Linked DNA regions of Homo sapiens: all the other regions are linked to region 4. The links are chromatin contacts, found by Hi-C or POLR2A ChIA-PET in ENCODE. All regions are on one chromosome and are shown on one strand. The core of a region is the stretch at or near the end of the contact, and the rest is flanking DNA. Distances in the headings are between cores, read along the strand shown.

What was found. A loop is a pair of places that touch in the nucleus more often than their neighbours do. ChIA-PET counts read pairs that join two places held with the same protein, here RNA polymerase II (POLR2A). Pooled maps may share reads with other maps.
Region 1: a loop to region 4 is called in a map of naive thymus-derived CD4-positive, alpha-beta T cell, with 9 times the contacts of the local background. The contact joins the promoter of NME6 here to the promoter of QRICH1 in region 4. A Hi-C loop is called at or near these places in 1 of 168 maps with a recorded cell type or tissue (naive thymus-derived CD4-positive, alpha-beta T cell), 1 of 37 single-sample maps with no recorded cell type and 7 of 50 pooled maps.
Region 2: a pooled map shows a loop between it and region 4 (11-fold over the local background). The contact joins the promoter of RBM6 here to the promoter of QRICH1 in region 4. A Hi-C loop is called at or near these places in 2 of 37 single-sample maps with no recorded cell type and 9 of 50 pooled maps. POLR2A ChIA-PET finds 5 or more read pairs at or near these places in 4 of 52 experiments (B cell, GM10248, activated CD4-positive, alpha-beta T cell and 1 more).
Region 3: a loop to region 4 is called in a map of CD8-positive, alpha-beta T cell, with 37 times the contacts of the local background. The contact joins the promoter of TMA7 here to the promoter of QRICH1 in region 4. A Hi-C loop is called at or near these places in 1 of 168 maps with a recorded cell type or tissue (CD8-positive, alpha-beta T cell), 3 of 37 single-sample maps with no recorded cell type and 5 of 50 pooled maps. POLR2A ChIA-PET finds 5 or more read pairs at or near these places in 3 of 52 experiments (PC-3, activated CD4-positive, alpha-beta T cell and naive thymus-derived CD4-positive, alpha-beta T cell).
Region 5: a loop to region 4 is called in a map with no recorded cell type, with 7 times the contacts of the local background. The contact joins the promoter of TRAIP here to the promoter of QRICH1 in region 4. A Hi-C loop is called at or near these places in 1 of 37 single-sample maps with no recorded cell type and 6 of 50 pooled maps.
Region 6: a pooled map shows a loop between it and region 4 (28-fold over the local background). The contact joins the promoter of RBM5 here to the promoter of QRICH1 in region 4. A Hi-C loop is called at or near these places in 7 of 50 pooled maps. POLR2A ChIA-PET finds 5 or more read pairs at or near these places in 2 of 52 experiments (B cell and CD4-positive, alpha-beta T cell).
Region 7: a pooled map shows a loop between it and region 4 (14-fold over the local background). The contact joins the promoter of IP6K1 here to the promoter of QRICH1 in region 4. A Hi-C loop is called at or near these places in 1 of 37 single-sample maps with no recorded cell type and 10 of 50 pooled maps. POLR2A ChIA-PET finds 5 or more read pairs at or near these places in 4 of 52 experiments (WTC11, activated naive CD4-positive, alpha-beta T cell, activated naive CD8-positive, alpha-beta T cell and 1 more).

The regions. Positions count from the first base shown.
Region 1 is chr3:48,299,447-48,302,833 of GRCh38, forward strand. NME6 (NME/NM23 nucleoside diphosphate kinase 6) reads right to left here and starts at 1,921. Exons shown (of 6, transcript NM_001308426.2): 1 at 1,907-1,921. RefSeq lists silencers at 1,624-1,823, 2,124-2,343 and an enhancer at 1,904-2,033.
Region 2 is chr3:49,938,866-49,941,920 of GRCh38, forward strand. It overlaps RBM6 (RNA binding motif protein 6), which reads left to right and starts at 1,285. Exons shown (of 21, transcript NM_005777.3): 1 at 1,285-1,360. RefSeq lists enhancers at 915-1,437, 1,146-1,205, 1,236-1,285, 1,316-1,375, 1,438-1,959 and a silencer at 1,516-1,715.
Region 3 is chr3:48,438,543-48,441,664 of GRCh38, forward strand. It overlaps TMA7 (translation machinery associated 7 homolog), which reads left to right and starts at 1,715. Exons shown (of 4, transcript NM_015933.6): 1 at 1,715-1,770; 2 at 1,861-1,916; 3 at 1,999-2,086. The coding sequence starts at 1,755. CCDC51 (coiled-coil domain containing 51) reads right to left here and starts at 1,577. Exons shown (of 4, transcript NM_001256964.2): 1 at 1,446-1,577. RefSeq lists an enhancer at 1,383-1,522 and a silencer at 1,953-2,012.
Region 4 is chr3:49,092,422-49,095,418 of GRCh38, forward strand. QRICH1 (glutamine rich 1) reads right to left here and starts at 1,650. Exons shown (of 10, transcript NM_198880.3): 1 at 1,491-1,650. RefSeq lists enhancers at 774-1,286, 1,655-1,774, 1,885-2,224 and a silencer at 1,285-1,534.
Region 5 is chr3:49,854,801-49,858,046 of GRCh38, forward strand. TRAIP (TRAF interacting protein) reads right to left here and starts at 1,764. Exons shown (of 15, transcript NM_005879.3): 1 at 1,556-1,764. The coding sequence starts at 1,653. CAMKV (CaM kinase like vesicle associated) reads right to left here. Exons shown (of 11, transcript NM_024046.5): 11 at 3,189-3,246.
Region 6 is chr3:50,087,532-50,090,446 of GRCh38, forward strand. RBM5 (RNA binding motif protein 5) reads left to right here and starts at 1,388. Exons shown (of 25, transcript NM_005778.4): 1 at 1,388-1,498; 2 at 2,851-2,915. The coding sequence starts at 2,904. RefSeq lists enhancers at 1,245-1,836, 1,356-1,525, 1,566-1,675, 1,837-2,427.
Region 7 is chr3:49,785,009-49,788,072 of GRCh38, forward strand. It overlaps IP6K1 (inositol hexakisphosphate kinase 1), which reads right to left and starts at 1,534. Exons shown (of 6, transcript NM_153273.4): 1 at 1,346-1,534. RefSeq lists silencers at 1,148-1,497, 2,233-2,397 and enhancers at 1,212-1,901, 1,988-2,057.

The DNA of each region.
Region 1 (3,387 bases), core at 671-3,170, 790 kb before region 4:
TCAATATTATCTCTCATTTGGCCATGTGTAGTGGCTCACACCTGTAATATCAGTACTTGAGGCCAGGAGTTTGACCTGGGCAACAAAGCAAGACCCTGACTCTACTACATATGTGTGTATGTGTGTGTGTGTATATATATATAATATATATGTGTGTATATATATAAAATCATTTGTCGACAAATACAGAGAAGGCTTCCATTAACATAGGCAGGGACAGAGTCTAGACAACATTCTCATTTATCTTATCCTAAAAACTGTCAATCATGTTAAAGGTGGTATTAGAATCTGGCCCAAGCAAAGAAACTGCCATGGTCGCTCCTATTCATGTCCTTTCTACAGCTTTCAACCTGATTTTCCACTCAAACCATAAAGCCACACCCAATCTAACCAGTACAAGATCAGCTAACCCACTCTCCCTAATGCCACAGGTGGTAACACGTCATTTTCAGCAACTGTCTACAGAGACATCCATGACACCTCCCCTCCCTCACTCTTCATATCCACACGATCACCAACTTCTGGCAATTTTCCCTACCTAATATATCTCAAAACCCATACCATTCTCCCATCCTCAACTGCTACCACCATAACTCTAAGACATCATCATTCCCCTCTGGACATCTTGACAGCCTCCTCTTTGGTCTCCCAGTTTCTGTCCTGCCAACCTCTACAATCTCCACACAGCAGCCAAAGTGAACCACACATGAAAATCTAATCATATGGTTCCCCTCCTTAACCCTTTAAAGGGCACCCTGTTCTTAGAATAAAAACCAAAATCCTTATCACGGCCTCCCAGGCTCTGCATGATCTTGTGGTTCCCCACGTACCTCTCTAGCCTCATCTGGAACCCCACACTCCTTAAGTTTCTCTAGCTCCAACCTCATGGGCCTTTCAGTTTTGAAAGAATTTCTGGCTTGACAGCCTTTGTGTGAGTAGTTTTCGCAGTCCTGAATGTGCTTTCTCTGGTTGCCTCCTGCCCACCTTAGTGATCTTAGCTCACTTCCCGTTACACTTTCTCACAGCTCCTTGCAAGTTCCCTTCAGTTCCGTCTTCACCACCAGAAGGTGTAAGCAGTACCTAGCACACAGCTGGCTCTTAACAGTATCTGAATGAACCAACGAATGCACCTCATCCAGCCATTCCAAGGCCAGGCTGCTAGGGGTTCTCGTGGCAAGAACACGCGGCCTGTAGGGAGGACATGGTTCCTTTACTAACGCAGCTAAGTTGTGGCTGTCTTGACTCTTGGTTTACAACAAACTGACAAGTCGAGAATCCTGTTAGACTTAAAGGTGACTCCATGAGAATTAAAAATTTTAGGCAGGGCGCGGTGTCTCACGCCTGTAATCCCAGCACTTTGAAAGACCGAGGCGGGCGGATCACGAAGTCAGGAGATCAAGACCATCCTGGCCAACATGGTGAAAGCCCGTCTCTACTAAAAATACAAAAAAATTAGCCAGGCATAACGGCGCGCGCCTACAGTCACAGCTACTAGGGAGGCTGAGGCAGGAGCATTACTTGAACTCTGGAGGCGGAGGCTGCAGTGAGCCGAGATCGCGCCACTGCACTCCAGCCTGGCGACAGAACCAGACTCCGTCTCCAAAACAAAAAAAAAGTAAAGCTGTCGGTACACTGCCACCCCAGCACTCGAGGGGGCCACCACTCGCTTCCTGGAGGGCGGCGGCCCAGCCCTGGTCCACCCACGCGCGGCCGGGACCTGCGCCCCTACCCCCGTGGCCACGCCCTCCAGCCCCCCGGGCTCACGGCCTCAACTCTCGACCCAGCCCCCTACTTCTCTAGGCCTGCAACCGCGCAGCCCTCACCCCTCGTACCCGGGGCCTAAGCCCACCCCAGATTCTGGGTCATTCGGAGCCCCAGTGCAGCAGAAGTCCGGCTGCGGGTTCACCTTGTCCTCCGGCACAGGGCCCGGCCACCAGGCGCCACGCTGGATAGCCTGCGGCCCTCGCAGGGTCCTTCAGGCGCTCCCTGGGCAGCCCTGCTCGGGGTCCTAGTCCGGTTGCGCCGCGGCGTGAGGTGAGGTGTGAGTTGCCCTGGAGGGTGGCGGGTTTTCCAGGCGCATGCATTTGCCGCGGACGGGACGAGAGGATGAAGCCGTTCTGGGCGCCGGAACTCGCTTGTGGGAACCGCCCCTCGGAAGCCGGCCTGGGCGCCCTCGGAAGCCGGCCTGGGCGCCCTCGGCGGGAGGGAGTGCTGGGCCGGGTGCTGGCGCAGCGCTACGCAGGGTGGCGGAACCCAGAGGACCGGACGGGCTCGTTCAGGGTGGCGGCCCGGCGGGGGCGATGCCCGCCAGCAGAGACACCGATGGAAACCTTGCCCAGTTATTTTCTTTGCCCAGGGTAGTTCCTGGAACATGGTTGATGCCCAGTATTTGTCAAAAGTACGCGGAGGGCAAAGAACTTAAGCGCTCGATAGCGAAGGCACAGGCCCTTCAAAGTCTTTTGAGCTCTGAGCGATACATTAGCATGAAGGATCGTAGCTAATATGGGGGTTGATGAAGGAGGATCCTTGGCTGGAGCCCAGGTGTGCATAGGGCATGAGGAAAGCAAGTCATAACGGCCTTTCACGTGTCATTAGGAATCTGGGCAGCAGGGTGTGGTTTGGGTTACTCTGGAGTCTATTGACGCAGCCCAGGGTGAGGAGATGAGAACTGGGGGTATTCCTGGTGTGTACTGTGATGTATGGAGAGGATGGGGACAGGGAGAATGGATCGGGGGTCAGCTGTGGCAGGTGACCAGAAACTTGGTGACAGGTTGAATAAAGATGGTTAAAAAAAAAAAAAGTGTTTTGGTTTCTTGGGTTTTTTTTTTTTTTTTTGAGGGAAATCACTGAGAATGAGAAGAATGAAAATAAACGATAACTGTCATCAATGTAAAGACTTACTTGCACATTTAACTGACTTCGGTGTCTGCCTACACAGGTGTTGCCCTCTTGGAAGGTTTATCCCCAACTCATGGCTTCTGTCCCTGCAGCAATAAGAAGCCACTTCCCAATAGTTTCCTGATACCCAGTCACCTTTGGGAACTTACGAGGAAAGTTTTTCCAGTCTCTCCGCAGACCCTTGCATCTCTTCTCTTTTTGTTTAGACCCTTGACCACCACCCCCTATTCTAATCTTAACTCCTCTGCTACTCAGTTCCAATCCTAACCCAAGCCCTAGTCCCTAAATTTATAATCCTTTAATCCTAGACCTGGTCTCTAGATCCTGAGCCCTTGATGCTTATCTTCTAACCTCCTAATCCCAACCTCAAATCCCTAAACCTCAACCCATGAATTCTGACCTGATTCTCAAACCCCAGGCCCCCAACCCTGACTCCAAAAATGACAACCCATTACTTCTCCCTACACGGAATCACTGACGGAGTTGTAG
Region 2 (3,055 bases), core at 35-2,534, 850 kb after region 4:
CTCCGCCTCCCGGGTTCACGTCATTCTCCTGCCTCAGCCTCCTGAGTAGCTGGGACTACAGGTGCCCGCCACCACGCTCCACTAATTTTTTGTGTTTTTAGTAGAGACAGGGTTTCATCGTGTTAGCCAGGATGGTCTTGATCTCCTGACCTCGTGATCCACCCGCCTCGGCCTCCCACAGTGCTGGGATTACAGTCGTGAGCCACTGCGCCCAACTTCTTTCTTTCTTTCTTTCTTTTGAGACGGAGTCTTGCGCTGTTGCCAGGCAACAGTGCAGTGGCGCGATCTCGGCTCACTGCAACCTGTGCTTCCCGGGTTCAAGCAATTCTCTGCCTCAGCCTCCTGAGTAGCTGGGATTACAGGCATGCGCCACCACGCCTGGCTACTTTTTGTATTTTTAGTAGCGATGGGGTTTCACTATCTTGGCCAGGCTGGTCTTGAACTCCTGACCTCGTGATCCACCCACCTCGGCCTCCCAAAGTGCTAGGATTACAAGCATGAGCCACTGCGCCCGGCCTTTTTCTTTCTTTCTTTTTTTCTGAGGTGGAGTCTTGCTCTATTGTCCAGGCTGGAGTGCAGTGGCACAGTGTCGGCTCACTGCAACCTCTGCCTCTGCCTCCCGGGTTTAAGTGATTCTCCTGCCTCAGCCTCCCGAGTAGCTGGGATTACAGGCACCTGCCACCAAGCCCGGGTAATTTTTGTATTTTTGGTAGAGATGGGGTTTCACCATGTTGGCCAGGCTGGTCTAGAACTCCTGACCTCAGGTGGTCCACTCGCCGCGGCCTACCAAAGTGCTGGGATTACAGGCGTGAGCCACCGCGCCCCGCCAACCAGCTGGAGATGGCTTAAACTTACTCCCGAAGAAGCTCCCTTCCATTTCTCTCACACTAACGGACAATAAGGAGGCCTCGAGCTAGGCAGGCCAGGGCCGTACCCGAGCTGCTGGCAGGGAGCAAACCTCAGGAAAGTCAAGCCACCAAAAAACTGTAAGCCTCAATCAACTGAGAGGAAAGCACAAGAGGACCAGGTGTCACAGGGCAGAGGCCAAACCACAACTCCCAGCAGGTCACGCGGAGTAGGGCGGGTAAGCGCGCCTTCTTATTGGATGGCGATGGACAGCGTGCTCTTACGACCCACCCCAGAAGGCAAGTCCCCTGCGCGCGGGGCACGGCGGGAGTAAGAGTCTGCGGGACCGGCAGCTGTACTTCATCTCCCAGCGGGCCGAGCGCTGAAGGCAGCGGCGCGGCGCCTTTGTGGTAGCAGTGGCCCCGCGCGGAGGAAGTTCCGGTGTCCGCGGCGCTGGGTCGGTGGCGGAGGCTGAGGAGAAGGAGGAGCGGGCCGTGGAGGCTTCGCCGCCTAGGTAAGGGCCCGGGACTGGAGGGGAGGCGTGCCAGAGCCTGCCAGGGAATAGCCAGCAGACAGGCCCGCTCTAGACATCGCAGGCCCGCGCAGCCTGAAAGCTGTGGCTTCAGTGTCGCGGGGCGGCTGCGGCCTCGCTCGGGAAGAAGACCAAGCAACGGTGAGATGAGGGAGGCGCCGCCCGTGGCAGGAACGCCCCGGAACCGTCGCGGGCCTGGGGCGGGGCCCGGCGCGGCAGTAGATTACCGGTCCCGCCGCGGAGCGGCCAGCTGTGAGGCTGGGGCCGGCGCGTGGTTGCGGCTCTGTGCTCCTACTCTTCGGAGCTGTAAGCGGGCTGTTCTTGCGGTTTTCCTGTTTCAGATCCAATTCTGTGGCATCACTAGGAAGGGAGCTCTTGTGCTTAGCACGTAGCCTCGTCCTCAGACTTGGACAGACACAAGGGAGGCTCCGCTGGACCGGAGGGCACAAGAGCTCCGAGCCCGGTCGTCGGGGCGGTAGAACCTGGAAGCGGGAGAGTGGTCTGGTGGGTTCTGCGCCCGTTAGGCAATGAAGGAGAAGGATGTTTTATCGTATTCACGCTTTAGATTCCATTAGCGGTGTAAATAGATGTTTTTCTCTTTATTTTAGAATTGACGTTAGGCGAATGGGTTCAACTTTGGGAATGCCTTTTTTTTTTTTTTTTTTTTGAAGGAAGGGCCCTGTTTCGTAGGGTACATAAACCGTGAGCGTAATTGTATTTTTTGCATATTCCAGGTTTGCTTGTGAAGGTCAGAGTAGCCGGATTTAAGTGAAGGAGTTCAGTAGACATGCAGACATGGTCACCTGGTTCATTTTCTGAACCCTGGATTGTGCCCTCGGCTTGCTAGTTTCCACCTTCCTATTGAGAAATGCCACCAGCGTGAATGATTTAAATATGTCACCATTACTGAATTTGTGAGGTCTCTAACGAGAGGTGTCAAGAGCTGGTGCGTGATGGTAGGACTGGCAGTGAAGAAAGTAACTAAATAATATGTTACCATTTTGGTGAAACACAAAAGTTGAATTTGAACCTTGTCTCAGAAACTAGCATCTAACTAGATACCTAACCTGCAGGACAGGTCCCAGGTCTCTCTGGATAGTTGTAGCACCTTTCCTTATAGAATTCTATTACCAGGCCGAGCCTGGTGGCTCACACCTGTAATCCCAGCACTTTGGGAGGCTGAGGTGGGGAGTTCGAGACCAGCCTGACTAACATGGAGAAACCGCGTCTCTACTAAAAGTACAAAATTAGCCGGGCATGGTGGCACATGCCTGTAATCCCAGCTACTTGGGAGGCTGAGGCAGGAGAATCGCTTGAACCTGGGAGGCGGAGGTTGCGGTGAGCTGAGATTGCTCCATTGCACTCCAGCCTGGGCCACAAGAGTGAAACTCTGTCTCAAAAAAAAAAAAAAAAAAAAAAAAAAAAAACCCGCAAAACTCAACAAAAACCAACATAGTAGAGGCAGCGTTTCGCCTTATGCCCAGCTAATTTTTTGTATTTTTTTAGTAGAGGCGGAGTTTCGCTATGTTGGCCAGGCTGGTCTTGAACTACTGACCTCAGGTGATCCACCTGCCTTGGCCTCCCAAAGTGCTGGGATTACAGGCGTGAGCCACCGTGCCCGGCCCTGTTATAGTATTTCTAAAACAAATTGTGAGCCTGGGCAACATCGCAAAACCC
Region 3 (3,122 bases), core at 465-2,964, 650 kb before region 4:
CCCCTGATTCCTCATTTCTCTCCCACCTCACATCCATCTATCAGCAAATGCCCCTGGCTTTCCAAATCCAGGATCCCTCCTCCTCTCACCTCTGCCACTGCTACCAAATGGTCCCAGTGACCCACATCACATCTCTAGCCTGGATTATCCCAAGAGCCTCCTGACAGATGTCACCCTGCTTCTATTCCAGCCCCTACAATTTATTGTCAGTCGAGCAGTCAGTGTTCCTTTCCAAACACAGGTGGAACCATTGTCTCTCTGCTCAACCTCTACAATGGTTCCCCACTTCTCTCAAGGTAAAAGCCTGTCTTTTCCATGGCCTACAGGGAACCTACCCACTGGCTCTCATTCCTCTCTGACCTCATCTCCCACTAGTCTCCCTTTCCTCACTCCACTCCAAGCACATGGACCTTCTTGAAGTTGCTGGAACGCACCAAGTTGTCCCCAGCTCAGGGCCTTCACGACAGCTGCTATCTGTGCTGCTCGCTCCCTCACCTTCTTCAAGTCCTGCTCAAATAGTAGCCCCTTGGGAGGTCTTCCCCATGCACCCTATCAGATATGGCCATCCCACTCCCACCCTAGCACTCCTGACCCACTTTCTCTGCTTTATTTTTTCCATGCATATATCACATGACCTGCAACATGTATCCCATTTATTTGCTTTGGTTATAGTCTGTCTCACTCACTAGAATTTCAGCTTGGTACCTACATATAGTACGTACCCAGCAAAAAATGTACTCATCTGCCTAATCTCTGGACACTGTAGCATCCCAGCGCTCAGCACTGTTATTTAAAAAAATAACAACTTTGGCTGGGTGCGGTGGCTCACGCCTGTAATCCCAACACTTTGGGAGGCTGAGGCGGGGGGATCACGAGGTCAGGAGTTCGAGACCAGCCTGGCCAACATGGCGAAACCCCGTCTCTACTAAAAATACAAAAATTTTCCGGACATGGTGGCGGGCACTTGTAATCCCAGCTACTGGGGAGGCTGAGGCATGAGAATCGCTTGAACCCAGGAAGCAGAGGTTGCAGTGAGCCAAGATCGTGCCATTGCACTCCAGCCTGAGAGACAAGAGCAAGACTCCATCTCGGGGGGAAAAGAAAAAAAAGCTTTATTGATATATAACTTGCATACCATATAATTCACCCAATGTGTACAATTCAGTAGTTTTACTATATTAACAGAGTTGTATGGCCATCACCAAAATAAATTTTTTTGACCATTTTCATAGATGAACAAACAGAATTCGCAAACTGCTGCACCCCTGACTATATTATAAAACTCCTTACAGGGTTTTCCAAAGCTATAGGACCACGTGATATAACTCCCGTCCACTTCTGCCATCTCCCCGCCTAATCTCCCTCCACCCAAGCTGTGCTTTCCTTGGTTCCAGGAAAGCGACGAGCTTGAAGCTCTTTGCACATGCACATGCCCTGCTGTCTACCTGCAGTGCTCTTCCCGCGCACGGCCACAGGCCTGGTAGGCCGTCCGGTTAAGTACCCCTCCTACGGTTCCGATTCTACCCTGGCAGGACAACCCTAGCTCCTCGTACCTGGCGTGGCCCGACCAATCGTCTGCCACTCAGTTGACCTCTGACCTGTTAGTACCCGCCCCTGGAGCGCCGCATCCGGTAGCGAGAGTTCAACTTCCTGACTAGGAGCCAATCAGCGGGGCCGCCTCGCTGTCTACGACAAAGGGTGGGGCAGACGCTCCGTTTCCGGTGGCAGGGTCTGGGGAAGCGGCGGCAGGCGCCATGTCCGGCCGCGAAGGTAAGTGTTCCGGAACCGTGAGGACTGCGGGGACGGCGGGGTGGGGACCGGGCGGCAGGGGCAGGCCGAACGTGCTCGTGTCGCCCACAGGTGGCAAGAAGAAGCCACTGAAACAGCCCAAGAAGCAGGCCAAGGAGATGGACGAGGTGAGGGCGGGCGCGGAGGCACTGGCGGGTGCGGGGGCGCTGGGAGACAGGCCTGAGTTGAACACGCTCTGCCTCTCCCCAGGAAGATAAGGCTTTCAAGCAGAAACAAAAAGAGGAGCAGAAGAAACTCGAGGAGCTAAAAGCGAAGGCCGCGGGGAAGGGGCCCTTGGGTAAGTGGGGGCCGAATGGAGCTCAAGCTGGCCAAACGCTATGAGCACCTATTGGGATGAGGGCGCGGGCATGTCTTTTTCCTGCCTCCTGAACTGCGAGGTCTCGTTTTCCGACGTCCGCTGCAGCGAATGGTCTCTAGCCAGTCTAGGATTTGCAGCGGCAGTAAGGGCCGGGAGCTGGAAACGAGGTCTCCTGCCTCCCAGGCAGTCTGGGCTTCCATTCCTTAGGAAGAGCTGCAGAAACGGAAACAGTGAAATGTATTTACCTCAGACGCAGATTCACAGTTAAGTTTCTCAAAGTCTGACGTCGTCCGCAATCTTTTGCCCCAAATTCGTATTTCACTGCCTTCTAGTGTTTGAACCTTACTTGACTTAGAAGTTTTTTTGTTTTGTTTTGTTTTGTTTGAGACAGAGTCTCACTCTGTCTCCCAGGCTGGAGTGCAGTGGCGTGATCCCGGCTCACTGCAACCTCCACCTTCCGGGTTCAAGCAATTCTCCTGCCTCAGCCTCCCAAGTAGCTGGGATTACAGGCGCCTGGCACCACGCCTGGCTAATTTTTTTTTTTTGAGACGGAGTGCGGCTAATTTTTGTATTTTTAGTAGAGATGGGGTTTCACCATCTTAGCCAGGCTGGTCTTGAACTCCTGACCTCGTGATCCACCCGCCTCAGCCTCCCAAAGTGCTGGGATTGCAGGCGTGAGCCACCGCACCTGGCCAGTTTTTTTTTGTATTTATAGTAGAGACGGAGTTTCACCATGTTGGCCAAGCTGGTCTCGAACTCCTGACTTCAAGTGATTCACCCGCCTCTGCCTCCCAGAGTGCTCGGATTACAAGCGTGAGCCACAGCACCTGGCCAACTTTTTTTTTTTTTTCGTACTGCTTATATTATCTCTAATATATGCTTTTTTGCTTTCTGAGTCTTTTTACTTCTGGGTATGCCTAGACTAAAAGATAAAGTCCAGGCTCTTCAGTGTGCTGTTGCTCCATATGCTTTTCTAACTGAATCCTCCACCTTTTTTACATCTTTTATGTAGGAG
Region 4 (2,997 bases), core at 400-2,899:
GCTGCTTGTCCTGAGTTCTTAAGACTTCTAATATTCTGAAGAAGATAGAACAAAAAAGTTCCTTCCATCCTCAGCCTCTTTTTATTAATAATTTTAACTTTGTTCTTAAAAACAATACAGTACATTAGAAAGAACTACCCCACCATTATCAAATTTGATGGCTAATTTTACTTCCTCTTAGCTTCCTATTCCTTAAGCTTAATTGAGCAAGACTGTAAATCAAACTAGCAGATGTTTTGTATTAGAAAAAAGAGGTGCCTATTTCTCTAGAACAAACCTAGAACTTCCTTGACACCAAAACACAGCGGCAGGGTCAAAAAAAGAGCTGAAAAGGACTGAAATCCTACACCAAAAGTGACTTTTACAGTGATACACTATCAGATTTTAGTAATTTCTGCTGGGATTTCTGCAATTTCAAAAAAGGTAAAGCACTGATTCTCAGGTTGTTCCATTTTGTTTAAGGCCAACTTTTTGGCTGAGGCAAAGGTGGGCCTTTAATATAATAAAGTAAGCCCCTCCCACTTACGCAAAAGAAAAGCTGCGTTTAAGGATTTAAACTGGCATTTTAGAGCTCGGAGTTCACATGGGCCACATAAGCGAATTCCCTTCCGGAGCGCACAGAGGTGACGTGTATGAATTACGCTTATGGACGTATTAGTTTCTAATGAAAGATAAGCAGGTACCACTCAAGGGCCTTCTAATATTAACCTTCCCTGCCCGGCAGAAAGCCCAGTACAAGGTGAGGAAATCCGAAGGGGCTCACTGCCCTCTCAAACCAAGAGGGCTTGGTTTCCGAAGCAGAGAAACACCCTACCCAAGCACCCGCACCGTACTTGGGCCTCAAGTAACGGCATTCTTCGAGGAGAACGGGCAATCTCGCCCCCCTCACAGAGGAGCGGAACCGCAAGCCAGACAGCAAAGCTGGTTGGTTTCTCTCCAGGCCGAGGCCACGGATGCCCGGGAACGTCACCAGACCAGAAAGGACCCAATCCTCAACCTTCCCAGCGCAACGAGCCGCGGCCGGCCCTCTGCTCAGCAGAAGCCTCCTGCGCGCTCTCGAGGCAGCACCGCCACCCGATATCAGAGCGCGCGCCCCAAAACTGGGGGTCGTCACGGGCGCGCGCTCCAGAAAGCCGCGGTTGCCCACGGGCCACAGCTCCTAGAGCAGAGATATCCGGGCCGGGAACGCGCACGTCGGCGGCCACGCGCACCGAGAGCCGCACAGCGCGCGCGCGTAAAAACAGGCTCAGCCGCGCGCCCGCACCGGCGCGCCATCTCGCGCCGCGCCCACCCAAATCCCCGGGCCACCCCTCCCCCATCCACAGGGCGGGGTGCGCTAGCCCAGGAACGTTTTCGGCTCCGGAGCCGCCCCGAACTCTCCAGGGCCCAGCGGTAGTGGCCCGCCCGCCCCCGCCCGCCGTTGTGTGGGGTGGGCCCCCCGTCTCAGGCCTACAGCTTCGCCGCATCCCCACCCGCACTGGAGCCCTCACCCGGCGACGTCACTGCCGCCGCCGCCGCCGCCTCCGCTGCACCCGCCGGCCCCGCCGCACCGCCAGGGACCCTGGTTCTGCCGTCGTCGCTCCAAGACCGACAGGGTTTTCTCCTCACAGCTCCCTGGGCGCCATCTTACATTCAACCCTCACAGCCAATAGGAGCCGATTGCTCCTCTCGCGATAATCGGGGCGTCGGATCCCGCGAGATCTGGGACTGCCTACCGGCCAAAATTAAAGTGAACGCTTCAGCAGGGGAAGGTGGCCGCGCTTCTGGCCGCTAGAGCGGATAGTGGATCCTAGGGTATGGAGCGGCTCGCTCCGCCCATGGACGCCTCTCCATGTGGGGCGGAGCTAGGGCCGTGGCTTGGCCTAGTAGTGGAGTCTCGGAAGGCTAGGGCTCCAAGCTAGCTCTTTGGACCCACCTTCCGTCGCCCGCCAGAGCCTCCTTTGGTCGAGCACGCCCACGCGGGGCGGGGCCTGGCCAGGCTCGGCCTCTCGCTTAAGGTGGACCCCACAAACTTCTGTCCTGGGCCTGGCGTCCCCAGCCGTGCCCTGCCTGGGAAGCCTCTAGGTTGCTCACCTCCTGGAGGAGTCAGCATCTGGTACTCCCGCTGTCTGCTGCCATCTGAGTTCAGCCTTCCGCAGTTGGGTCCACCTTAAAGCGGGCCCCCGGGTAGCCTAGTGTTTGTATACAGGGAAAATGTGGAAGGCGTTAAAGCTGCAGGCACACTCGGGCCTCAGCAGCAGCCTACACTGCCCCCAGAGGGCTTCCAGCCTGCTGTAGACTCTTTTTGCCTCGGAGCTTTTGCCCTTGTTCCTCTTATCCTGGCAAACTCCCCGTAGTCTTTCGTGATTCCCTTCAGAAGTCACTTCGTTAGAGTAATGTTTTCTGAGGCCCAGGCTGGGTCAGGAACCTCTTCCAGTCTTGCACAGGCCCCAGGGAGACCGCTCCCATACAGTGCTTGGTCACCCATTTCCCCTCCCGTGAACTTGGAAGGCCACCACAGCACGTATGCCCCATCTCACTTTGCCTGGCACGTAGTAGGCACTCAAAAATTATATGCCGAATGGGCCGGGCACGGTGGCTGAAGTCTGTAATCCCAACACTTTGGGAGACCGAGGCGGGTGAATCACCTGAGGTCAGGAGTTTGAGACCAGCCTGGCCAACATGGTGAACCCCGTCTCTACTAAAAATACAAAATTAGCCGAGTGTGGTGGTGCATGCCTGTGATCCCAGCTACTTAAGAGGCTGAGGCAGGAAAACTGCTTGAACCTGGGAGGCAGAGGTTGCAGTGAGCTGAGATCACACCATTGCACTGCAGCTTGGGGGACAAGAGTGAGACTCCGTCTCAAAAATAAAAAAGAATTATAGGCTGATTGGGCGCAGTGGCTCACGCCTGCAATCCCAGCACTTTGGGAGGCCGAGGCGGGCAGATCACCTGGGGTCAGGAGTTCCAGACCAGTCTGGCCAATTTGGCAAAACCCCGTCTCTACTGAAATTACA
Region 5 (3,246 bases), core at 514-3,013, 760 kb after region 4:
AATCCTAGCACTTTGGGAGGCAGAGGTGGGTGGATTACTTGAGTCCAGGGGTTCAAGACCAGCCTGGGCAACATAGCAAGACCCCATCTCTACTAAAAATACAAAAAAAAAAAAATAGTCAAGCATGGTGGCAGGCGCCTGTAGTCCCAGCTACTTGGGAGGCTAAGATGGGAGAATCACCTTAGCCCAGGAGGTAGAGGCTGCAGTGAGCCGAGATGGCACCACTGCACTGCAGCCTGTGTAACAGAGTGAGACCCTGTCTCAAAATAAAATAAAATAAAGATCTTTGCAGTAAGCTAAAGTACTTTTTAATATACAAAAAAAGAAATAAATGCTGTTTCAAGGGATACATGTAAAACACAAGGACACAGAAAAGTTTAAAGTAAAAGGATAGGCCCTAGCACTTTGAGAGGCCAAGGTGGGTGGATCACCTGAAGTCAGGAGTTCGAGACCAGCCTGGCCAACATGGAGAAACCCTGTCTATGAAAAACACAAAAATTAGCTGGGCGTGGTGGCGCACGCCTGTAATGTCAGCTACTTGGGAGGCTGAGGAAGGAGAATCACTTGAACTCAGGAGGTGGAGGTTGCAGTGAGCCGAGATCACGCCACTGCACTCCAGCCTACACGACAGGAGCGAGACTCCATCTCAAAAATAAAATAAAATAAAAATAAATAAATAAAGTAAAAGGATAGAAGAAAATAGAGTAGGCAAACAGAAAATAGAGTACGCTTAGAGGCGAGCTTAATTTCTAGTCTAACCAAACAGCAGTGGCTCCCTCAGCATGGGGCTCAGGCTGTCAGCAACACAGGCCTAAACAAAGCTTTGCAAGTAAGCCAGCAGCCATCAGTGTCATGCCTGCCTTTCTGCTTCCTAGGGCCTTTAGCCCCACAAGACCCTGTGATTATTATCACCCACCATTCCCAGGGGTAACGCTGCCTTATCTCTTTTGCTAGGAGGTCCAAACCGGCCTGTCCACATCTGCTAGGGGAATCTTTCCCCACTAGCTGTACACTCAACAGAATGGCCCTACACGGTCAGCAGGACCCCTGGATAGGGGAGCATCTCCTTGCCTTCCCCATGTTAAACGGGTTTGCTGACATGGCGAATACATTGGGGTGTCTGGACAGTGAGATGACTCTGGGTAGAATAATTCCAAACCATCAAGTAAGGCACAGCAAACTCTCTTGGGTAGCCAGAAGCCTAGCAGGTTTCTATCTGGAAGAAATAAAAGGACTTGTTGATGTGGTGAAAGCTCACCCTTGCCCAGGCTAACGGTTTTGAAATCACATCTGTTTGTATAGGTGATCAAGGAAGCATCTATCTTCACTGAGCCATCTTAGTCCCCCTCAGGCTTAGCTCAGCTATCACCTCTACCAGAAAGCCTGTCCTGACCCACTTCTGCCCAGGTTGGGAAGCTCCCGTGGGGCCTCGTCTAGGAGGAAGGTTCTCATCACTTGTCTGGATTCCGGGGTTGGACCGCCTGGAGGCCCAACACCTCAAGGCCCTGAAGCGGTACCCGGGCAAACACCGGGCCCCAACACTGCAGTCACTCACCACTGCAAGTGGAAGGTGTGGCCGCAGTGGATGGCGGCCACGTCGCGGGAGTGATCGAAGAAGTCGGAGCAGATAGTGCACAGAGCACGGATAGGCATGATGGCTGGACTCAAGGGGCCCAGGCAGCCAAAGAAACTGCTACAGGTCCGGCTTCGTAGACGCGCCCCCGCGCCTCCGCTTGCTTCAAATTTGGCTCCGCAGCACGACTTCCTGGAGCGGGCCGGAAGTGACAACACAAAACTTTGGGCGGAGCGTGAATACTTCGCCTGGATTGGACAAATTCTCGGATGGGCGGAACTATGGGCGGGGCTTAGCGGCCCCGAGGCCGTAGAGAATCCTGGGCGGAGCGCGGTCGCTCTCAGGCGTCCTCTGGGGAGACTCGACCTGCCACTTGAGAGCGCAGCATTATATCAAGGCGGGGAGCAGCGAGGCTGCCAGCTGGACCCTTTTCCAGGGCAAGGCAGCGCATTGTGGTCCCATGCCAGAGCTGGCGCGAGGCAGGCTGGGCCAAGGCAGAGAAAACCGCAGCCGCAAGGGAATAGAACAATGGTCCCGATGGGTCCCTTGGGCTCTGGACAGTGATGGACCATGCGCTATGGTCTGTAGTTCCCATAGACCACAATACCCTACCCTCTCAGTCCTCAGTTCCGGGCGATTCTAGAAAGATGGACACATAGGCCCCAGTCCCTCAGGTCACCCCAGGCCAACCTTGGCTTCATCCAAGTAAGATATGACTATCCTTGAGTTTGGAGACACTAGGGCCAGTACCCTGACTTTAGCTCTTAGCTCTCAGGAGGATCAGTTATGCTTGAGACTGTAGTAGGGTTGGAATTTTGGAGGCCCAGATGCTTCAAAGACTAGAGACTAACAAATCCTTTTTATTATTCCCACATCAGAGAAGTTATCTTTGAGGAGGTTATCTTTGAGGTCCTCCCAGAGAGCAGCATCCCTGGTGAGTTCACCCAGGCCCACCTGGGCTGGAGTAAGTCAACTTTTGGGTTTTTAGGCTTAGTATCTGTGGCAGTGTTACTCCCTCTACCCAGAAGAAACCCTGTGCATAGTCCCATAATATAAAGCTGATCTGCTCCAGCTGAAATAGACCCAGAGTGAGATTTCATTTGGGGCATAGGTGGAAAGCACAGGTGTTCACAGAAAGAAGGAATCAACACAGAGCAGCATAGAATCTTTGTGCATTGCTCACCCTACACCCTCTCCCTAGCTCAGGGAAGCTATCTTTGGCTATGAGCAGGGTCTGTCCTTGCGGTGGCTGGCCCAGGTAGATTCCAGCTCTATGCCTAAATCAAGAGTAAGGCTCCTCGGTCAACAGGAGTCAAAAACAGCAGCCCTTACTTGAGCTCTCAGCCCAGGGAGTATTCCTTGGTCCAAATGCAGCCCAAGACCCACTACTCACATGGATTTCTAGAGTTCAGAGGACCCCCACCACCACCACCATTGAGGAATACACTGTGGTGAGGATGATCTTCACCCTCAGCCCAAGAAATCCACAGGGCACTGTTCACTACTACTCCCAGCCACTACTTGTGAACCTGCTCCCAGCCTCTCCCTTCCCCACTGCCTTCCAGGGGCTCCTCCCCAGTAGGACAGAGGAAGCAAAGGCGAGAGGGTGGCCAGAGGCTTTGCAGGGTGATGTTTATTTGCCAGGTTCAGTAGGCACACAGTTAACCCACCGA
Region 6 (2,915 bases), core at 138-2,637, 990 kb after region 4:
TAGAGACGGGGTTTAGCCATGTTGGCCAGGCTGGTCTCGAACTCCTGAGCTCAGCTGATCCACCTGCCTCGGCCTCCCACAGTGCTTGGATTACAGGCATGAGCCATCATGCCTGGCCCCTCCTTTTTATTTATTTATTTATTATTATTATTATTATTATTATTATTATTATTATTATTATTATTTTGAGACTGAGTCTTGCTCTGTCACCCAGGCTGGAGTGCAGTGGCACGATCTCAGCTCACTGCAACCTCTGCCTCCCTGGTTCAAGTGATTCTCCTGCCTCAGCCTCCCTAGTAGCTGGAACTACAGGTGCATGCCACCATGCCCGGCTAATTTTTGTATTTTTAGTAGAGACGCGGTTTCACCATATTGGTCAGGCTGGTCTTGAGCTCCTGACCTCGTGATCCACTTGCCTCGGCCTCCCAAAGTGCTGGGATTACAGGCGTGAGCCACTGCGTCCAGCCTTTTTTTTTTTTTTTTTTGAAACAGAGTCTCACTCTGTTGCCCAGGCTGGAGTGCAGTGGCGCAATCTCGGCTCACTGCAAGCTCCGCCTCCCGGGTTCACACCATTCTCCTGCCTCAGCCGCCCAAGTAGCTGGGACTACAGGCGCCCGCCACCATGCCCAGCTAATTTTTTTGTATTTTTAGTAGAGACGGGATTTCACCGTGTTAGCCAGGATGGTCTCGATCTCCTGACCTTGTGATCCGCCCGCCTTGGCCTCCCAAAGTGCTGGGATTACAGGAGTGAGCCACCGCGCCCAGCACCGGCCTCCTTTTTATTTTTTAGCGACAGTTTCTCGCATTGTCCCCAGGCTGGAGTGCTGTGACGAGATCACAGCTCACTGCAGCCTCGACCTCTTGGGCCCAAGCGAACCTCTCACCTCAGCTCCTGAGTAGCTGGGACAAGAGGTGCACGCCACCATGCTCAGTTAATTTTATTTTTTGTAGAGATAGGATCTCACTGTGTTTCCCAGGCTGGTCTCGAACTCCTGGCCTCAAGCGATCCTCCTGCCTCGGCCTCCCAAAATGCTGGCTTGTGAGTGAGCCACCACTTCACGCACGGTCTCCTTTTGAAGTAGAATTAGACAATGTTTTACACCGTGCCAGTGAAAGCAAACTGTACTCTCTACGGCGCTAGTAGCAAAAGCAAAGAATTATTAACATGCCTAATAGGAGCCCTAAAAACTAATCCAGGTCTGCAAAAGCCGATCGACAACTCTGTAGTGATTTAGAAGAGAATTGCAAGACATTAACACAGAGCGTCCTAAGTGACAGGATGGTCTGGCGACCACATTTCCCGGCAGCCCTCGCACAGCCAGGCCGCTTCGAGGATTGGACTTCTCCGCAGGAGGCGGGTGACAGGGGGAGGGGATAAGCGTGAGGTACTGTGGGTAGGAGACGGCCGTCGGCGGAGGCGCCATTTTGTGTAGCCGCCGAACCTTGTTGGAGGTTCTGGGGCGCAGAACCGCTACTGCTGCTTCGGTCTCTCCTTGGGGTAAGTGCGGCGGCTGTCTGTAACGACGGTAGGTTCTTGCCATTTGGGCTGGCCCCCAAGCCTCCCTTGTCAGCTGCCGGAGGCGACTGATCAGCTCCAGCCGGTTCTGTAGAGGGGCTAAATTACCCCAGGCGTTGGAGGGCCGCGCCCTTCCTTGTTGCCAGCTCTGTCAGTTTCCAGAGGGTGTCCAGCCAGCTCAGCCTTGGGCCTGCTTCTTTCTGGCTGTGACTTTGCCCCTTGTGGATACACGTCCCCTAATCTTCAGCCCAACGGAGCAGTGGAGCCGTCGCCTGTCCCTCGGGCACTCCTTGGGAGCTCCCTGGCAGTCTCTGGCCGCCATCCCCCGCTCAACTGCAACTGAATCGCCCTCTCCGAAAAGCTGTTCGGTGATCGCCCATCTGCGGGTTTGGAACCTCTTGGGAGGCGGGAGGGGCATGTGCGGGGAGGGCAGGCCGGACGCTGGAGTCGGTCGAGCAGGCCGTGACGCCGCCATCTCGGCCGCGAGACCCCACGGAGGTGGGTGCCGGCACCGCCCGGGAGACAAGGGGCGGCACCAGTGAATATGCCCCGGGACTTGTTTCCCCCCAGTGGTTCTTTTTCATTTATTAATTTCAACAAATCGTTGAGCATTCGCTCTAGACTAGGCTTCCAGAGACTACTGGAACTGATTTTTCGGACCTCGCGCTCATCGAACGCGGTCCAGCAGTGTGATGTCTTATTACCAACGGGGGGCGGGGGGCCGGGCTGTTCACTACTCAGTGGTTTGTAGTCATAAGAACTGGCTCAAGACGTGGTGGTTATTGTTACCTAGGAATTAGGTCGTTTCTAGCTTTGCTCTTGTCTTATGCGATACGTTATTAATGTAGTAGATTTCAGTCAGCTCAGTATCCCAGCTTCTACGAGGTTTTACATTTTTCATCAGAAGTGTTTGAATTTCATGTTGCTCCTTGTATTAATGAAGACACTTGGATTAATGTTTTAACGGTCAACTATCCCACGGAGTTGCTTTGATACAAAACCAAGGAGCTGATTGTAGCTCTGCCCTTTTTGCTTTGTAATTCTAAGGTAGGAGCAGGGAAGGAGTCTTCTGCTTGCTCCGTATTATGATTCTGTTAAATCTGGAATCTAATATTTTAAAATATGCTTAATCTTCCGGTTTTGCTCATTGTTAACAAAATGTTAGCACGATTTTAACGTTGACAGTTTGTCCCCACCACTTCCCCACCTTAGATAATCACTGTCAATGATTTGAAGGTTTGATGAAATCCCAGCCTCAGTAGTATCCAAGCTATGGAGCTGCTGACTTAAGTGATCTCTGAGATTTATAGCAATTAATCTCTCTTGTCTCCTAGAAAAAATAAAATTTGAACCTTTTGGAGCTGTGTGCTAAATCTTCAGTGGGACAATGGGTTCAGAC
Region 7 (3,064 bases), core at 284-2,783, 690 kb after region 4:
CATCTCATGCAGGCATATTCTATGACCACATACAAGAAGACTGTACAAAGAACCAAAGAGGCCACAGGTCAAGAGAAATGTGTTTTGGAGCAATGAGAACTCTTCCTAGACCTGCACACTCTACTGAGGATCTCCAACTTGCCCAAATTCACAGGAAAGGGGCTTGAAGGTGTTTTCACTGAGCAAGATAATTTTAGTACTGTTAAAAGTTAATTTGCGCCGGGCATAGTGGCTCACACTTGTAACCCCAGCACTTTGGGAGGCCAAGGGGGGTGGATCACGAGGTCAGGAGTTCGAGACCAGCCTGGCCAACATGGTGAAACCCCGTCTCTATTAAAAATACAAAAATTAGCCGGGCATGGTGGCGCGTGTCTGTAGTCCTACCTACTCGGGAGGCTGAGGCAGGATAATCGCTTGAACCCGGGAGGTGGAGGCTGTGGTGAGCCGAGATCGCGCCACTGCACTCCGGCCTGGGCAACAGAGCGAGAGACTCTGTCTCAAAAGAAAAAAAAGAAAAAAAACAGTTAATTTGCCAGTTCCATATCATCCACAACAAAAACAAGTTTCTTTTTCCGATTCTAAGACACTCCTACGTTTCCTTTGTCTCCTATGGCGAGCATCCCTTTAGGAGATAAAATCAAGTCATCACCATAATACTCACTTTCTCCTAAAGCAAAAAGAGGAAGACATTACCACTCTCCAAAAAGTGGTGGTGAAGAACCAAAGAAATTATGTTCCAAAATAAAACTCAGCCATTATGGACATTTAACCAGGTTCTTTGCGAGGAAAACGGTGAGCTTCGAGGTACACGTGAGGTTCCGAACGGGTCTCAGGAAGCAGCAGCCAGGCAGAGGGTCCCCCTTGCCATAATCATAGGGCCGTGACACCGGCCTGCCTGGCTCGCGGGGGCTTTGGCTTGCTTCGTCTAGTCTTAGCATCCAGCGTCCTGAAAATCACTCGCAGGAACGCTATCTAAGAAAGAGGTAAGTCTATTTCTCAGCCAGGAGCAACATAACTCCCAGGAGAGCATCAGGGTGGCACCGGACACACTTTAGCGCTCCGGATCAGCGGAGTCCAGAGCTTCGGTCAGAGAAGCTGGTTTCCCGCTACTAGCCGGCCAACCCTCAGGCACTGGCGCTCTCCGTCCTCCACACCGGCTGTCCCCCCGGCTTCGGTGCCAGCATCTGGGAGGCTCGGCGGGCGGCCGGTCAGGACGCTCGAGCGATGTTCCAGTGATGGCCCCACCGGAGCCCCGACCCCACACGCGCCCACTCCAACCCCGCGCCCGCCACCGCCCTCCCCGCGGGCGTCAGGCCGGTCTATCGGCCCGGCTCCTGTCACTCACCTGCCCGGCCCGGGCACCGAGCGCCCACGGCTCCCTACGGGAGCTGGGCCCCCCGGGCCTCCAGGTTTCGGCCCGCCCCCTGGCAGGCAGCACAGGTGGCTGAGCACCGCTACAGCGGCCTCTCACCGGCCGCTTGGTCCAGCTCCCGGCGCTGCCCACTGGGTACGGATCAACAACAAGATGGCGGCTAGCCGAGGGGGCGGGGGCCGGGCGTCATAGTAACCAGGACTGCAAAGAACCCGCCCCCGAGGGGGTGCTATCCCCAATCAACAGTCTTTTTGCTCGTCGCCAGGGGAAGTGCTTCCTGCTGACAGGTCAGCTCACGTGTCAGTCAGAGTCTGCCTCTCAGGGCCTCTGCCGAAAGCGTGGGGCACGTGACTGTGACGGCATGGGTTGGCGCATGCGCTTCGTTCCCGGAGTGGCTGGCGGCGGAGTTTTCGCTGGCTACTACGAGGCCGGAGCGCCCTTGGCCTCTCTGCGTCCCTGGCCCTCGTGCGGTACCGGCGGCGTCTTGTCATACACTTGCGCACACACAGGGAATCTCAGCGGTGTGCTATTCGTTTTTTTGTCCCCCACTCTGGGAGAAGGGGGGTGCAGCCCCCAGTTCACTCTGGAGAGGAAACTGAGGCTCAGAGAGGGGAGGCCGAGCCAAGGTCACGCCACCTCTAGAAATGGAGGTGCTGGGTCTCGCACCTCCTCCTGCTGGTTTCAGAGTGTGAGGAGCCTCTATCCCAGCTTCCCACGCTTTGTCCCTTACTAGCCTCGAGGTACCGCAGTCTGTGCTGCCACAGCAGCCTCTGGCTCATTGCCCATGCTTTCCTGCCTGAGGTTTAGAGCCTAGCACAAGTCCTGACACACAGCGGGCACTCCCTTTTCTCTTCCCTAGAGCATCTTGTCTTGAGATCCTGTGACAGCATCTTTTGCCCTGGACTGTCATGACCGGCCTCCCAAGCAGACTAATGGTCCCAGGAAGATGGTCACACCTTGCTCCCCATACAGAACACCTAACTCTGGGCTTGGCTTCAGGCTTAGAACAACAGATGAAGTTACGTGGCCTGGGCCCACACCCAAATGCCCCAACTAGCTAACTCTGACTTTTGAGCCTTAGCCTCTCTTTAGCTTTGGTTGTCCCATCTGTAAAATGAAGATAAAAGTGGAGCTTCTCAGAGGAAGATTTAATGAGCCCTCAGAGCAGGGGAAGAACTCAGGAAAAATCTGCCTACAACCACTTCCTGGAACAACCTGCTTCCAAGTTGCTGTTCCTGAGGCGTGCCTTAAAACACTAACTTTGGTGGAAGCCCCATGAAGCGTTTTTGTTTTGCTTTGTTTTGTTCCCACAGAAGGCTTTCAGCTTCTTCCTGGCCCTGGGATACCATAACTGGTTCAGAAGGGGAGGTCCTCCTAGCTAGGCGCAGTGGCTCATGCCTGTAATCCAGCACTTTGGGAGGCCAAAGAAGGTGGATCACTTGAGGTCAGAGGTTCGAGACCAGCCTGGCCAAAATGGTGAAACCCTGTCCCTACTAAAAATACAAAAATTAGCTGGACGTGATGGCAGGTGCCTGTAATCCCAGCTACTCAGGAGGTTGAGGCAGGAGGATCACTTGAACCTGGGAGGCAGAGGTTCAGTGAGCTGAGATCACGCCACCACACTCTAGCCTGGGTGACAGAGCAAAATTCTGTCTCAAAAAAAAAAAAGGGAGGTTCTCCAGTACCCTGAGG